Regions from separate parts of the Homo sapiens genome. Here region 2 is linked to region 1. Evidence: chromatin loops called from intact Hi-C (ENCODE). Cell type or tissue: GM12878. All regions are shown on one strand. Links, peaks and the distances in the headings refer to the core of each region. The heading gives the core; the rest is flanking DNA. Region 1 overlaps AK4 (adenylate kinase 4). Region 2 overlaps LEPR (leptin receptor).

What was found. Hi-C counts contacts between places; a loop is a spot of excess contacts. Peaks named below come from ENCODE experiments on the same cell type or tissue, not always from the same donor. Only the 100,000 strongest peaks of a DNase experiment are listed, where the experiment ranks them.
Region 2: it touches region 1 in a loop (4-fold over the local background); 8 of 110 quality-filtered maps call a loop at or near these places.

The regions. Positions count from the first base shown.
Region 1 is chr1:65,231,896-65,240,236 of GRCh38, reverse strand. It overlaps AK4 (adenylate kinase 4), which reads right to left. Exons shown (of 5, transcript NM_013410.4): 5 at 8,092-8,341. Among named protein-coding and RNA genes, the nearest start is that of DNAJC6-AS1, 73 kb to the left of the region's middle. In GM12878, for the core only: a CTCF peak has its summit at 4,159 (motif pointing left); no DNase peak of the experiment used is centred there.
Region 2 is chr1:65,455,295-65,463,635 of GRCh38, reverse strand. The region is part of intron 2 of LEPR (leptin receptor); the gene reads right to left. Among named protein-coding and RNA genes, the nearest start is that of LEPROT, 39 kb to the right of the region's middle. In GM12878, for the core only: a CTCF peak has its summit at 4,065 (motif pointing right); a DNase peak (open chromatin) is centred at 4,165.

The DNA.
Region 1 (8,341 bases), core at 138-8,137:
CCTGGGTGACAAAATCATTCATACCCCAGTCAATCCTCAGCATCACACAATATACCCAGGTAACAAACGTGCACATGTACCCCCTGATTCTAAAATAAAAGTTGAAAAAAGAATTGGATAGTGATATCGAATTGGATAGTGATACCAATCCTCCACGCTGCCAAAAAGACAGAGAGAAAGAGAGAGACAAAGGCAAAAGGGGAAAGCTCTTTTTTTAATAGAAGAATATAATCTAATGAATATAGAATAAATGATACGATTAGAAAATGACCATTTTAGGCCGGGCGCGGTGGCTCACTCCTGTAATCTCAGCACTTTGGGAGACCAAGGCAGGAGGATCACCTGAGGTCAGGAGTTCAAGACCAGCCTGACCAACATGGTGAAACCCCGTCTCTACTAAAAATACAAAATTAGCCAGGCGTGGTGGCACACACCTATAATCCCAGCTACTCAGGAGGCTGAGGTAGGAGAATCACTTGAACCCGGGAGGCGGAGGTTCCAGTGAGCCAAGATTGTGCCAATGTACTCCAGCCTGGGCATTAAGAGTGAAGCTCCATCTCAAATAAAAAATAAAAAAAAAAAGGAGAAAGAAAAGAAAAGAAAAATAGAAAATGACCATTTTTTAACTCAAGGTAATAATTTATTCAGGAAAGTATTATCAGCGGATATGAAAACCATTAAATGAAGGCTATTAGAGGAATAGGATATATATAACTTCTCAGAGCATGACCCCACAGATCATTTACTAATTACAAAGGGAAACCTACTTTTAGGGCAGTCATGTGCGTGTATAAGCGTAACCAGAGAACATATTTTGGGATAATTAGGCAAGTATAAATGACTTGATTAGATGAGAATATATAATTATTTTAATGTTCATTTTCTTATGAAAATGGCATTGTGATTGTGTAGGAAATTTTTAAAGAAATGGATACTAAAATATTTAGGGGTAGGTTGGCCAACAGTCTTGGTTTGCCTGGGACTGGGGGATTTCCTTGAACTCAGGGCTTTCATTGCTAAAACTGGGCAGTCTTGGCCAAAACCAAGATCATGGGTCACCCTAGATGAAGTGTCATGTTGTCTATAACTTTCTTTAGAAAGTTTTGGCAAAAAAGAAAAAAAAGAAAGTGGGAGGACAGTGGAGAGAGAAAGCAAATGTAAAAAATTTTAGTTGCTGACGCTGGGTAAAGAGCCCAGGTTCAGAATTCCTTTAACTTTACTGTAGATCGGAAAATTCTAAATAAGAAGTTGGGGGAAATATTTAATAAGTATTGATTGTTTATTTTGAATCTTTGTTACCCTCTTAGGAACTTATTTATAATTTCTGTATCTAGATAAATATAATGCATACATTTGTTAAAAAAAAAAAAAAAAGTCTATATACTTCTGGGTTTGCCCAGATTTTTCTGGACAGATTTTTGTATTATTTGGTGCATTTCATATCTAGTATATCTTCAGTGTGGATTGTGTGAATTGTGTGAAGTGTGCTGCTTTATCTCATTTGGCACTTTTGGGTCTGAATTCTAGTTTCTTTTATATCACAATCACAACTTCTGTTTTCTTACTGTTTGCATTTTCTTTGTACATGCTCTTTCAGAATAATTTTTAGATATGCCCATTGTATACCATAGACTTGGATTTTGTTTTGTGAGCTTCTCTGAGAAAGCTTTTTTTTAAAGTAAATGACTAAACCCATTTACATTTATGGATAGGGCTGACGTGTTTGGTCTTAGCTCATCATATTATTTTGTATTTATTTTAAGCATTAAATTTACCACATTTATGTATTCTTTTCTCTTTGTCCTTTTTCAATTTATTTTGGTATTTAGAAAAGTTTTTATTTGCTATTAATATGCTATATAATGCTGCCACAACTTTTTCTTTACTTAGTTTTCTACTAGTTGGTTTGTCAACTTTAAATGATACTGATATGGTTTGGCTGTGTTCCCACCCAAATCTCATCTTACAGTTCCCATAATCCCCACGTGTCATGGGAAGGACCCTGTGGAAGATAATTTAATCACCGGGGCGGTTACCCTCATGCTGTTCTCTTGATAGTGAGTTCTCGTGTGATCTGATGGTTTTATAGGGGGCTTTTCCCCATTTTTGCTGGGCACTTCTTACTACCGCCATGTGAAGAAGAACATGTTTGCATCCCCTTCTGTCATTATTGTAAGTGTTCTAAGGCCTCCCCAGCCATGCTGAACTGCGAGTCAATTAAACCTCTTCCCTTTATAAATTACCCAGTCCCAAGTATGTCTTTATTAACAGTGTGACAATGGACTAATATAGATACCCTCCAGTTTCTACCTATTACATATATGGCAATCAAGTAGCTTATTCTGCTCTCCTCTGTCTCCCTCTGTTCTTCTATATTTTTATTACTTTAGTTCTGTTATTTCTACTTTTGGACATAGAACATTTACATATTATCCTCACGCCTTTGTCTCTGCCTTCATTTTAGTCTCTTCAATTAAATAAAGGACATGTTCACCACAGTTACCTGCTGTATTTTCTCCAGTTATCTCTTGGTTTAATGAGGCTTGTTATCTAGTGTTAACAGATTCCTAATAAGGGCCAGGCACAGTGGCTCATGCCTGTAATCCCAGCACTTTGGGAAGCCGAGGTGGGCGGATCACTTGAGGTCAGAAGCTCAAGACCAGCCTGGCTAACATGGTGAAACCCCATCTCTACTAAAAAGAAATACAAAATTAGCTGGGTGTGGTGCCGTGCACCTGTAGTCCCAGCTACTCAGGAGACTGAGGCAGGAGAATCTCTTGAACCCAGGAGGTGGAGGTTGCAGTGAACTGAGATCATGCCATTGCACTCCAGCCTGGGCAACAGAGTGAGACTCCGTCTCATAAGAAAAGAAAAAAAAGATTCCTAGTAAGGAATATTAAAATATACAGGCATGGTGGCTCATTCTTGTAATCCCAATACTTTGAGATGTCAAGGTGGAAGGATTGCTTGAGGCCAGGAGTTCAAGACCAGCCTGGGCAACATAGTGAGATCCCATCTCTCCAAAAAATTAAAAATTAAAATTAAAATTAAAAATTAGCCAGGTATGGTGCCACACACCTACAGTCCCAGCTACTCTGGAGGCTGAGGCACTTGGGCCCAGGAATTTGAGGCTGTAGTGAGCTATGATCACGCCACTGCACTCCAGCCTGGAGGACAATATGAGACAAAGAAAAGAAAGGAAGGAAGAAAAGAAAAGAAAGGAAAGGAAGAAAGGAAAGAGAGAAGAAAATATAACTTGAATTTGCATTTTAAAACTATTTATCAATCTTGATAACTGAAGATCAGCTTAACTGGATATAAAAATCCATGGTTCACACTTTCTGTCCTTGAGAGCACTGCTCCATTGTTGTTTTGATCTGTGTATTGAATCACGTGGTCTTTTTGCTTGGAGGTTTAGAGGTATTTTCCCGGGCATACAAGAAAATATCTTACACTTGACCACTTGGGGTTAATTTTCACACAAAGCATCCTTTCAGTAAATAGATTCAGGATTTTTCAACTTAATCTTTTGGTAAGCTTTATTGGATCATAGCTTTGAATCTTAGTCTCAATTCACTGCTTTTTCTTCTTTAGAAAATTCAATTATAGGTGTGTTAGATCTTCTTTGTCTTCTATAGCTATTCTTTTCTTTTGGGGCTTTTCATTTTGTTTCAATTCTCTTGGAAATTTTCATTCCAATTTTTCATGTGTCCTTTGTGTACTTTTTTGAATTTGCACCTTCTTGCATACCTTATAATTTAGCTCTAATTTTTAGGATTAGTGTGTTCCTTCATTTTCTTTTCTGTACTCAGTCAACTCTTGTTTCACAAATCCTCGTTTTGTACCCACTTCTATTTTGCATTTGTGAGTTTCTGTTTTGTGTGTTTTCTACATGTCATTGATACTATTTGATTTATGTTGAAGTGTCGTGCTGTGGTTTTCTCCGCCTTGAAGTTGGGTCTTGAATATTTTCATCAGCTGAAGAATTTTGATTCTCATTTTCTTTTCTTTAAAAAATAATTTTGGATGTTCATTTTCAAGACTGCTGGATTTTCTGTTCATTTTCAAAACTGTTGGATTTTCTTGGGCCAGGTGTTTCTGCAAATGAGGCTGAAGGATTTGAGTAGTTTACTAGGTTTCTTAGCTCAAGAGTGCCCTCTTCAGTAGATACAGTAAAATGCAATTTCCTTAATGAACAGCATTTTTCTCTTTTCTCTTTTTTTTTTTTTTTCTTCTCTGCATGGAGTGGAGAGTGTTAGGGGGAGTTTAATATGTCATCATTTTTATGAAACTCTTCTTTCTGTAGGATTCTTAATTTCCAACTTTTTCTTCCCTCTTCATCACCAAATTTCCAAGAGATACCTTTTCTTACTTAGTTCCTCTTTTCTCTCCCAGAAGCAGTACCCTCTGAAGACTTAAATGTTTGGGCCCATGCACTTTCAAGCCCCTTCAATTCCCCAGTAGCAAGTGCTGTAATGCAGTGTGGCTATTCTTAGTATTTCTCCACTTAGTGTGAGACTCTCTGGGATCCGACTGCATTATGTTTTTCTCAAATAATTCCTGTTTTTCTCTTCTTTCTACCTGAGCTTAATAGCTGGGACTATGATTTACCCTCTTAAATAAAATGAGAGTTTCTATTAAATTTCCTAATATGTAGTAGATATGAGTTGTAATTTTATTTGCTGTCCTTGTTGAGCTGTATGTATGTATGTATGTGTGTGTGTATATATGTATTTATTTATTTATGAATGACAGGGTCTTGCTCTGCTGCCCAGGCTGGAGTGCAGCAGCATGATCTTGGCTCACTGCAGCCTGGAACTACCGGGCACAAGCAATACTCCTGTCTCAGCCTCCCAAAGTGCTGGGATTACAGGAGTGAGCCACCATGCCCAGCCTGTATGGTTTTTTGAAGATGTGTAGAAAGATTCAGATCTAGGCATCTGTCATTATCTTCTAAGAATCCTTACTATCTAGCCTCAACTTATAAATACAATATCTATAAATTTTTAGGTAAGACTTTCATGTGTATCCTAAATAATTCACCTCTTTTAAATTATCTTTATACTGAGGAAACATAACAAAGTTTTTTTAACAAAGATAAAATATAAAAGATGGTTCACCCAGGTCTCTAAGCAATTTTAGTCTGCCTCCCTTCTCCTTGACCCTGTTGGACTAATAGAAGTCTTTCATATTGTGGTGGGTGTATATGATCAATGTACCCAGAATAGTCAGGATGTCATGGTGTTCAATATGTCCAGAGTAGCCTGTCTGAGATGGTCAGTGCCCCCAGGATGGTTGACATAGTCAGTGGATCTGGAGGGGTCAGTGTATGTGAGCCACTACTTTGAAGAGAGTGGCTGGTCTGTCCTGACTGATCTAGTTATGGACTATTCATTTTTGTATTTCTGAGTCCTCCTTGTCAGGAAATGGCATCCCTCTCTCAGGTTATATGGCACTAGATTGGCAGGGATGCAAAGTGTCAACTACTAATGGGGTATGAGACATAATTTCTTCATGGGAGGCCTTCTAGACTTTTTAAAGGGACTGACCCCAGGATCCTGGCAGGAGAAAAACTGGCCACAGGAAAGACTCAGCACTGCTTAGCTCCTAGTCACTTTCAAATAGTAGAGCTCCCTGTCTCCAACTCCTTGTGGTCCTGAGCAAGGCAAAAGGTGCCTTGATTGTGGTCCCTCTGGTAGAGAGAGAGAGAGAGAGAGAGAGAGAATCACTGGATATACTTACACATATTCACTGGCTGAAATTAATATGGGAAAACATCACATCAGTTGAATTACGGAGCAGGGGAGAAACTCAAGTGATTTAAATGGGTAGTGCTCTCTTATAAAAACAGAATTCTCGATAACTCTCCATTTTGTTGTTGTTAAGGCTGGAAAGCCCTCCCCTAATTTTTTAAAATTAAAACTGCAAATATTTAAAAATAAAACTTCACATGCAACACAAATTTTTGGCTTCTTTTGACAAATTGAATGATGGTGGCAGCATTGAGCCACCATCCCTAAGATGGAAACAACTGTCCAGAACTGAGCAATGGCTCCCCTCTGATAGGGCAGTGCCCTCCAGTCCTCACAGCCCTGCCACTCCCTGCCTCACATTCACCACTATTTCACTCATTTTTGTTCCCTAGAGTCATTTAAGTTTTTCTCTTCTGCTATTATCCAACCATCCTTTTTTGTTGAACTCTGCTACCACATCTTAGTTCAGACCCTGGTACAGCTACAACGTTATCATGCAAATCTGATGGTGTCATTTTCTGGTAATATACTGCCTACTACCAACCAAATGAAGGCCAGGCCCTTCCCAGTAGAATTCAATCTTATCTTTATCTCCCCGGTCCTGCCTCACACTGCTGTGGCCTCCACCTGCCATGCATGCTCAGACTTTCTTGTGCCTACCATTTCATCTGCTTGGGTTCCCTTTTGCATGCAACACTCAGCTCAAATATTAGCTCTTCCATGGGCTCTACTTGGCCAGCCAAGAGAGTTACTACTTCTGTTGTTTCCTTTATAGCGCAGTGATCAACTCCAACAGTCATGTATAGAGCAATCTAATAATATGGCCATCTCCTCCAGTACATTGTGAAGAAGTCTCGGGCAAAAACTGGGTCTGATTCATCTTTGCATCCCGAGAGAGTAAAAATGCATAATAAAAGAATTAAAGTTATAACTGGATAACAAGATATATTAGTCTTAGGCCCGGTTTTATCAGTCAGCTTGGGCTAAGTTATGCTGTGAAAATAAACTCTATCCAAATCTCAGTGGCTTATAAAGCAAAGGTTTATTTTTAATGCACACTACTCATCTATGATGGATTGGCTACATCTCTGGTCCACGTCTTCACTTTAGGATCCAGGTTGAAAGAGCTCTGTGAGGTCGCCAGTCTCACTGCAAAGGAAAAGAATGGTGACCATGCCCTAGCTCCTAAAACTTCTGCTCAGAAGTGGCACACGTCATTTCTGCCCACATTTCACTGGTCAAAGCAAACCATATGTCCAAGCATGAAGCCAATGGGGCCAAGTTGTAAAATCCTCCCAAAAGAAGGGAAAGTGGCCAGGCACAGTGGCTCACTCCTGTAATCCAAGCACTTTGGGAGGCCAAGGTGGAAGGACTGCTTGAGCCCAGGAGTTTGAGACCAGCCTGGGCAACTTAGTGAGACCCTGTCTCTACAAAAAAAAAAATCAGAAAAAAAAAAATTAGCCCATTGTGGCATGCACCTGTAGTCTCAGCTACTAACGAGGCTGAGGCAGGAGGATCACATGAACCCAGGAGGTTGAGGGTGCACAGTGAGCCATGATTGCATCACTGCACTCCAGCCTGGGTGACAAAGCAAGACCCTGTCTCCAAAAAAAAAAAAAAAAAAAAAGGAGGGGACTGGACGGATGTCATTAAATTTAATACAATCTACTACATTCCATCCTCTTCAGTTCCCCTTTCCTCTGCCTTTTCAGCGGCATGGACAAGCCTTTAGAACATGTTTCTCAGGCTCCTATGTCAGCTGGCTTCTGGCTGGGTTCAGCTAAGGGAAGCCGCCCCAGAGACAGGAGAGTGTGAGGCTGGGAAATGCCAGAGTATTTTTCCCCATCCCTCACTATCTCAGGGAGCTTCTCCTACAGCAGCTCTATTTTCTTTGTGGTTCTAGCTCCCATGTGATAGGCCTGCTATAGTTTCTGCTTCTGCTGAGTAATCCCAGATGCTACAACCTTAAGAGTCATATAATCTGATCCAGTTTCCTAATGTGTAAAACAGGGAGAGAATCTGCTCACATTATCTATTTCAAGAAAAAGAAAAATCCCTGGTTGTCTAGTGGTTAGGGGGAAAAAAACAAAGAATGTACATTAAAATTGTAAACAATAAAGTGCTGGACAAATAAGGAATTTAAGGGTATACGAATAAGGCAATATGGTGTAGCAGAAAAGAAAACAGGACTGGGGATAATAATTCTTGGTTCAAGATCTTGCTTTTCTGCAAATTGGAGACAACATTGTTGGTAATGTAGTGGTTGCAGAGACGCATCAATGAAAGTATTTGTGAAACTTTATATTATCAAGTATAAAAAGCTATACAAACAAATGAATTCGCTAGCTATAAGCAGAAAAAAACTTTATTTCTATCAAATTGAAAAGTATGAACCTTCAAGCAAGATAATCAACATAATCAATAATACAATTAACAGTTAGGATAGCATATACAGATCAGACTGGAGGTTTAGATACTTGGAAGCACATACACCAAAATTAAGAGGGCCAGCAACTGTCCCACCGAGGAAAAGCACTCTGACTCATCATAAACACACGACTTCTGGGAAACTTGAGCTGACATTTCAC
Region 2 (8,341 bases), core at 257-8,256, 220 kb before region 1:
ATATCATGAAAATGGCTATACTGCCCAAGGTAATTTATGGATTCAGTGCCATCCCCATCAAGCTACCACTGACTTTCTTCACAGAATTGGAAAAAACTACTGTAAAGTTCGTATGGAACCAAAAAAGAGCCCACATAGCCAAGACAATCCTAAGCAAAAAGAACAAAGCTGGAGGCATCATGCTATCTGACTTCAAACTATACTACAAGGCTACACTAACCAAAACAGCATGGTACTGGTACCAAAACAGAGATATAGATCAATGGAACAGAACAGAGGCCTCAGAAATAATACCACACATCTACAACCATCTGATCTTTGACAAACCTGACACAAACAAGCAATGGGGAAACCTGACACAAACAACCAAATAGGGAAAGGATTCCCTATTTAATAAATGGTGCTGGGAAAACTGGCTAGCCATATGTAGAAAGCTGAAACTGGATTCCTTCCTTACACCATATACAAAAATTAACTCAAGATGGATTAAAGACTTAAATGTAAGACCTAACACCATAAAAACCCTAGAAGAAAACCTAGGTACTACCATTCAGGACATAGGCATGGGCAAAGATTTCATGACTAAAACACCAAAAGCAATAGCAACAAAAGCCAAAATTGACAAATGGTATCTAATTAAACTAAAGAGCTTCTGTACAGCAAAAGAAACTATCATCAGAGTGAACAGGCAACATATAGAATGGGAGAAAATCTTTGCAATCTACCCATCTGACAAAAGGCTAATATCTGGAATCTACAAAGAACTTAAATTTATAAGAAAAAAACAAACAACCCCATCAAAAAGTGGGCAAAGGATATAAACAGACATTTCTCAAAAGAAGACATTTATGCAGCCAACAGACATATGAAAAAATGCTCATCATCACTGGTCATCAGAGAAATGCAAATCAAAACCACAATGAGATAACATCTCATGCCAGTTAGAATGGTGATCATTAAAAAGTCAGGAAGCAACAGATGCTGGAAGGATGTGGAGAAATAGGAATGCTTTTACACTGTTGGTGGGAGTGTAAATTAGTTCAACCATTGTGGAAGACAGTGTGGCGATTCCTCAAGGATCTAGAACTAGAAATACCATTTGACCCAGTGGTCCCATTACTGGGTATATACCCAAAGGATTATAAATCTTGCTACTACAAAGACACATGCACATGTATGTTTATTGCAGCACTATTCACAATAGCAAAGACTTGGAACCAACCCAAATGTCTATCAATGATAGAACGGATTAAGAAAATGTAGCACATATACACATCATAGAATACTATGCAGCCATAAAAAGGATGAGTTCGTGTCGTTTGCAGGGACATGGATGAAGCTGGAAACCATCATTTTAAGCAAACCACCACAAGGACAGAAAACCAAACACCGCATGTTCTCACTCATAGGTGGGAGTTGAACAAGAACACATGGACACAGGGCAGGGAACATCACACATTGGGGCCTGTTGGCGGGTGGGGGGATGGGAGAGGGATAGCATTAGTAACCCTAATTAGTAATGCCTAATGTAAATGACGAGTTGATGGGTGCAGCAAAACAACATGGCACATGTATACCTACGTAACAAACCTGCACATTGTGCACGTGTACCCTAGAACTTAATGTATAATAATAATTTTAAAAAACAGTTTCTAAGACCTTAACAGATTTGGGGAGTATTGGCCAGGTATTTTATAGAAGGCCCTTCAACTGGGAGATGCCTGATGATTTTTTCACGATTAGGCTGATGTTTGGGGTTTGCTGAGGAAGACTATGGAAATAATATGCCTTTCTTATCACATCATATCAAAAATATATACCATTGATGCTGACCTTGATCCCCTGGCTGAGGTGGGGTTTGTCAGATTTTTCCACTATGAAGTTAGTTTTTCCTCTCTCCATAACTGTATTATTTTGAAGGAAGTCAGTATGCGCAACCCACACTTGAATGTGGAATTATGCTCTACCTCCTTGAGGACAGAGTATCTACATAAATTTTTTGGGATTCTTCTGTATGGGAGATCCACCTATTCTCCACTACTTGTTTATTTATTCAATCATTTATTTGTATCAGTATGGACAGACTCGTGGATATTTATTTATACTTTATAATCCAATACTATTTTGTTGACTTTGTTGCTCAAGTTTTTCTGTCTTCAGCCATTAGGAACCCTTCTCTGGCTACAGTTCCTTTTAACATATCCCCATCGTTGTGTGATTTTTTTGTTTTCTGAACACTTCCTTATGCCCTGGTACCTTAGGCCTATGTTTGTATTTCCTGCCCCAGTGCTAGAATTGACCACTTCTCCTAAGAGCCCTGGTTTATTTTACTGAAGAATGGTATTAGACAACTGGATCTGGGGCCAGGCATGGTGGCTCACGCCTGTAATCCCAGCACTTTGGGAGGCCGAGGCAGGCGGATATCTTGAGGCCAGGAGTTGGAGACTGGCCTGGCCAACATGGTAAAACCCCATCTTTACTAAAAATACAAAATTTGGCAGGCATGGTGGCGGGCGCCTGTAATCCCACTTACTCGGGAGGCTGAGACAGGAGAATTGCTTGAACCCAGGAGACGGAGGTTGCAGTGAGCCAAGATTCCACCATTGCACTCTGGCCTGGGCAACAGAGTTAGACTCCATCAAAAAAAAAAAAAAAGAAAAGAAAGAAAAGAAAAAAATGGGATCTAGGTTCCTGTCTTCCATTTGATGTATTTTTATTTTTCTCAATACCCAATTTCTAATTTTACAAAGTATTTCAAAGGTTTTGTTTTTGTTTCTGTTTTTGTTTTTGTTTTGAGACAGAGTGTCACTCTGTCACCCAGACCAGAGTGCAGTGGCACAGTCTTGGCTCACTGCAACCTCAGTCTCCCGGGTGAAAGCGATTCTCCTGTAGTTGGGACTACAGGTGCACACCACCAAGCCCGGCTAATTTTTGTATTTTTAGTAGAGACGGGGTTTCACCATGTTGGCCAGGCTGGTCTCGAACGGCCTCCCAAACTGCCAGGATTCCAAGCGTGAGCCATCGCGCATGGCCCCTCTTGAAGGTCATCTTTTTGGTGAAGAGTTCCATGACTTTGTCTAATAATTCTTTCTTTGAAAGATATTTAACACATTATTATTCTGAGTAGGGGGCACGAGTACATGGATCTGTATCTATGCACACACAGTAGAGAGCCAGATCCATAGAAAGAAAAAAATGGGTAATGAGATAACAAAAGCTCAATTATTTTAGAGACTCCACTGTAACATGTACCTCAGCTACACTCTTTCCAGCACTCAGGGAGGTGGTGGTACAGAGCCATGACAATCAGAGCACTGTGATCAGGAGGACCTGAGGTGACTCCTGACTCTGGCACTTGCTAGCTGTGTTCTTTGGGAAAGTTACTTTCTCTCTCTGAGCTTCAGTCCTCAGCTATAAAACAGAGATCACTCATTCATTCAACAACTATATAGTATTTTTTATGAGCACTTACTACTTGCCGGGTACTCTTCTTATTGCTGATATGTAATATAGATTATGGTCTGGCTCTTACTTGGCTTATTACTATGTGGATAAGAACATAGTAAAAAAAAAAAAAAGGATAATTTAGTGATAAGTACCGTGAAGAAAACTAAACAGCAAAACAACAGAAGGTATTATAGGCATGTGGGCTCATTTTAGATTATTCAAATGAGGTCACATTTAACAAAGACCCAAATATTAATAGAGAGCTAGTTATATAAAGATATAGGGGAAACTTGTTCCAAGCATGGAGTATAGCAAGGGCAAAGGTTCTGAGGTAAGATGAGCTTGGAGTGTGCAAATAACAGAGAATGGCTAAAATGGTGGAAAGTAGGCAGGGTGGACCTCCAATAATGTTGAAGAAATAGGTAGAGAGTAAATCATTATAGGTGCTGGCAAAGAATTGGAATATATCCTATGTGTAATGGGCAGTTCTGCCAGTTATTAATTTATTACATTTGAGTTATAAATTCACGCTTCTTTGTCCTGGGTTGGGATGGCAGAGCTGGATCCTGTGAACATTTCCCTTTGTTAGTTGGACAATGGTAAGCTTTGCCAGTAGAGGGCATTAGAAAGATGCTGAGGGAAGAAGGAGCTCCACTTCCTGATTTGAGTGCTTTTTTGGTTTGTTCTTGCTGCACATAGCTGCCAGTGGCATGTGAGATAGGTAGAAGATGCCTCCCCAGTGAGCTTTGCTGGCACTCCTAAGGGTGGCTTTCTAGTGAGTTTGGCCAGCATACCATAGGGCAGCTTCCAAGTGAGTTTCAGGATTGTCCTCACAGGTACACTTCCCAGCTAGTCTTTCCAGCACCCTGAAGGGCAACTCTCAGAGGTCAGCTCCCCAGAGAATTCAGTAGCACCCCAGCTGGCTTCTCGGTAACTACCACTGGCAACACCATGGGTGATTCTCTGCCTGCCAACATCTTAGCCAACTTCATCATCCAAGGGTGCTGAGTCACATACTGTGGACAACGACCTGTTGTCCTAAGAGAAACTGAACAACAAAAAAAATCTTTCTACACTTTGGGAGACAGACAGGAATACATGCAGAGCTCTTAGCCAGATAAGCATAAAATCTCACACTAAAGGTGTATTTACATCAGTTCCTTTCACCTATAGATTATGTCTGTCTCACAGAAATGAAGAGTGCCTTTGATGGACTCAGCAGTAGACTGGATATGGCTGAGATAAGAATTGTTGAGTTTGCAAATATGTTAATAGAAACTGCCAAATTGCAAAGCAAAGAGAAGAAAGACTGAAAAGAAATGGTGCAAATATCCAAGAACTGTGGAACACTTACAGAAGGATAATAAAGGTATAATGGGACTAACAAAAGGAGGAGAAAAAAAGGAACAGAAAAAATAAAGAAACATTGGCTGAGAATTTTCCAAAATTAATAGCAGACACCAAACCAAAGATTCAGGAAGCTCACACAATGCCAAGCAGGAAAAATACCAAGAAATATCTACACCCAGGAATATCATACATAAACTGCAGAAAATCAAAGACAAAAGAAAATCCTTAAAGAAGCTATAGGAAGGCAAAAAAACAAAAACAAAACAAAAACCCCTTACCTACTGGAGGAACAAGGATAAGTATTACGTTGGAATTCTCTTCAAAAACGACTCAAACAAGAATAAGGTAGAGTAAAATAAAGTGTTGAAAGAAATAAATCACCAATTTAGAATTCTGTATCCAGCAAAATTTTCATTCAAAAGGGAAACAAAGATTTTCTCAAATGAAAATTGAGGGACTTTGTTGTCAGTAAACATGCCTTGAAAGAAATGTCAAGAGTTCTTCAGAAAGAGGGAAAATAATATAGGCCTGAAACTCAGATCTAAATGAAGATGGGAGGAATATTTGAGAAGGAATAAATGAAGGTACCACTATGGTGACTCTAGGAGGTGAAAGAGCTAAAGGAGCCTCCTGTATCTCACATAAAAAGACTTTCCCTCCACTATTACCATAATTTGTCCCTCAGTATGAATTAAGTTCAAAAATGTTTTCATCTAAATTTGAGGTTTGTGGATTTCCTGCAGTAGTCAAAGCTGTTCTCAGCACTATGGTTGCTCCAGTATCACATTGTTGGCACATTTCAAATTGCTTGCCATGTAAGTTTTATAGGCCTCAACTTTGTAGGTATTCATGTATCATAGGCTAACTCAAGTGTACTCAAGATGCATAAAAGGGAAAGGAGGCTACTGGCCTTTGAGAACTCAAAACTCATGCAGGTGAACCATTCATATTGGGTACAAATATACTATCAACTTCAGCTTTGAAATTACATGAGTAGTTTGCTTTACCTATGGATTTGGATTCTGTTGTAGCCTGTCTCGAAATTTAAAAAGAAAAGAAACAAAGAAACATGAGAACACTGTAAACACTGTAAGTGGATGCTGAGAAAAAAGGTGGACACATGGAGCTAAAGAGTGGAATTATAGACAATGAAGACTCAGAAAGGGGAAGAGGTGAGAGGGCAGGTGAGGAGAAATTACTTAATAGGTACAATGTATGTTATTCTGGTGATAAATACCATAAAAGCCCTGACTTGACCAGTATGCGTGTAACAAAATTGCACCTGTACCCCATACATCTATATAAACAATTTTTTTGAACCATGTAATAGACATGAAGAATGGCTTTGATGGCTTATTAGTAGAGTGAACGTGGCTGAGGAAAGAATTTCTGAGACTGGGGATCTATCAGTAGAAACCTCCAAAACTGAAAAGCAAAGAGAATAAAGACTAGAAAAAGCAGGACAGCATATTCAAGAACTGTGAAACAACTACAAAATATAAACATATGCATAATATGAATACAGAAGGAGAAGAAAGTGAAGGAAAAATTAAAAACTTCTATTTTTCTTATTCTTAACTGATCTAAGATGTAACAGTTTTCAAAATAGTAATAGCAATAACGTATTAGGTTATATATGCTTATGTATATATCTTATGTGTATCTATATGCTTATGTATGCTTACATATAAGTAAAATGAATAACAGCATTGACACAAGGGATAGGAGGAAAGAATTGGGTTACTTTGTTACTAAAAACACTACCCATGAAGCAGTATAGTGTTATTTGAAGGATTGGATTCTTGCAAATGTATACTGCATATTTTAGGGCAAACACTAAAAAATGTTTAAATAAACAGATACAATAGATATGGAAAAAAGTATAACAGAGAAAATGGAACCATGTAAAGTATTTAATTAAAAATACAAAAGACAGAAAAAGAGTGGAAGACAAAAACAGGGTCAAAGAACAAGGGCAACAAATAAAAATCTAACAAATAGAGTAGGTATTAATCCCACTATATCAATAATCACTTTGCATGTCAGTGGTCTAATGCACCAATCAAAGACAGAGACTGTTGGAGTGGATGAAGAAACCAGACCCAAGTATATGTTGTCTACAATTAACCAGCTTTAAAAATAGACAGTATAGATTAAAAACAAATGGATAAAGATATACCATACTAACACTAATCAAAAGAAAACAAGAGTACCTCTATTAATTTCATTAAGAGCAGACTTCAAAGCAAAAATAGTTATCAGGGACAAAGAGGGGCATTACATAGCAATAAAGAGGTCTGTTCTCTAAGAAGATATACAATCCTTAATATGTATGTGCCTAACCACATACATTAAAATGAGAGGCAAAAACATCAGAACTGCAAAGAGAAATAGATGAATCCATGATTGTAGTTGGAGACCTGAATACTCCTCTGTCAGAAATGGACAGATCCAGCAGGCATAAAACCAGTAAGGACAAAGTTGAACTCAACAACACCATCAATTAACTGGATATAATTAACATCTATGGGGGGAGGAGCCAAGATGGCCGAATAGGAACAGCTCTGGTCTACAGCTCCCAGCGTGAGCCACGCAGAAGACGGGTGATTTCTGCATTTCCATCTGAGGTACCAGGTTCATCTCACTAGGGAGTGCCAGACAGTGGGCGCAGGTCAATGGGTGCGCGCACCGTGCACGAGCCGAAGCTGGGCGAGGCATTGCCTCACTCGGGAAGCGCAAGGGGTCAGGGAGTTTCCTTTCCTAGTCAAAGAAAGGGGTGACAGATGGCACCTGGAAAATCGGGTCACTCCCACCCGAATACTGTGCTTTTCCGACGGGCTTAAAAAATGGCGCACCAGGAGATTATACCCTGCACCTGGCTCGGAGGGTCCTATGCCCACGGAGTCTCACTGATTGCTAGCACAGCAGTCTGAGATCAAACTGCAAGGCGGCAGCAAGGCTGGGGGAGGGGCGCCCACCATTGTCCAGGCTTGATTAGGTAAACAAAGCAGCCAGGAAGCTCGAACTGGGTGGAGCCCACCACAGCTCAAAGAGGCCTGCCTGCCTCTGTAGGCTCCACCTCTGGGGGCAGGGCACAGACAAACAAAAAGACAGCAGTAACCTCTGCAGACTTAAATGTCCCTGTCTGACAGCTTTGAAGAGAGCAGTGGTTCTCCCAGCACGCAGCTGGAGATCTGAGAACGGACAGACTGCCTCCTCAAGTGGGTCCCTGACCCCTGACCCCCGAGCAGCCTAACTGGGAGGCACCCCCCAGCAGGGGCAGACTGACACCTCACATGGCCGGGTACTCCAACAGACCTGCAGCTGAGGGTCCTGTCTGTTAGAAGGAAAACTAACAAACAGAAAGGACATCCACACCAAAAACCCATCTGTACATCACCATCATCAAAGACCAAAAGTACATAAAACCACAAAGATGGGGAAAAACAGAGCAGAAAAACTGGGAACTCTAAACAGCAGAGCACCTCTCCTCCTCCAAAGGAATGCAGTTCTTCACCAGCAACGGAACAAAGCTGGACAGAGA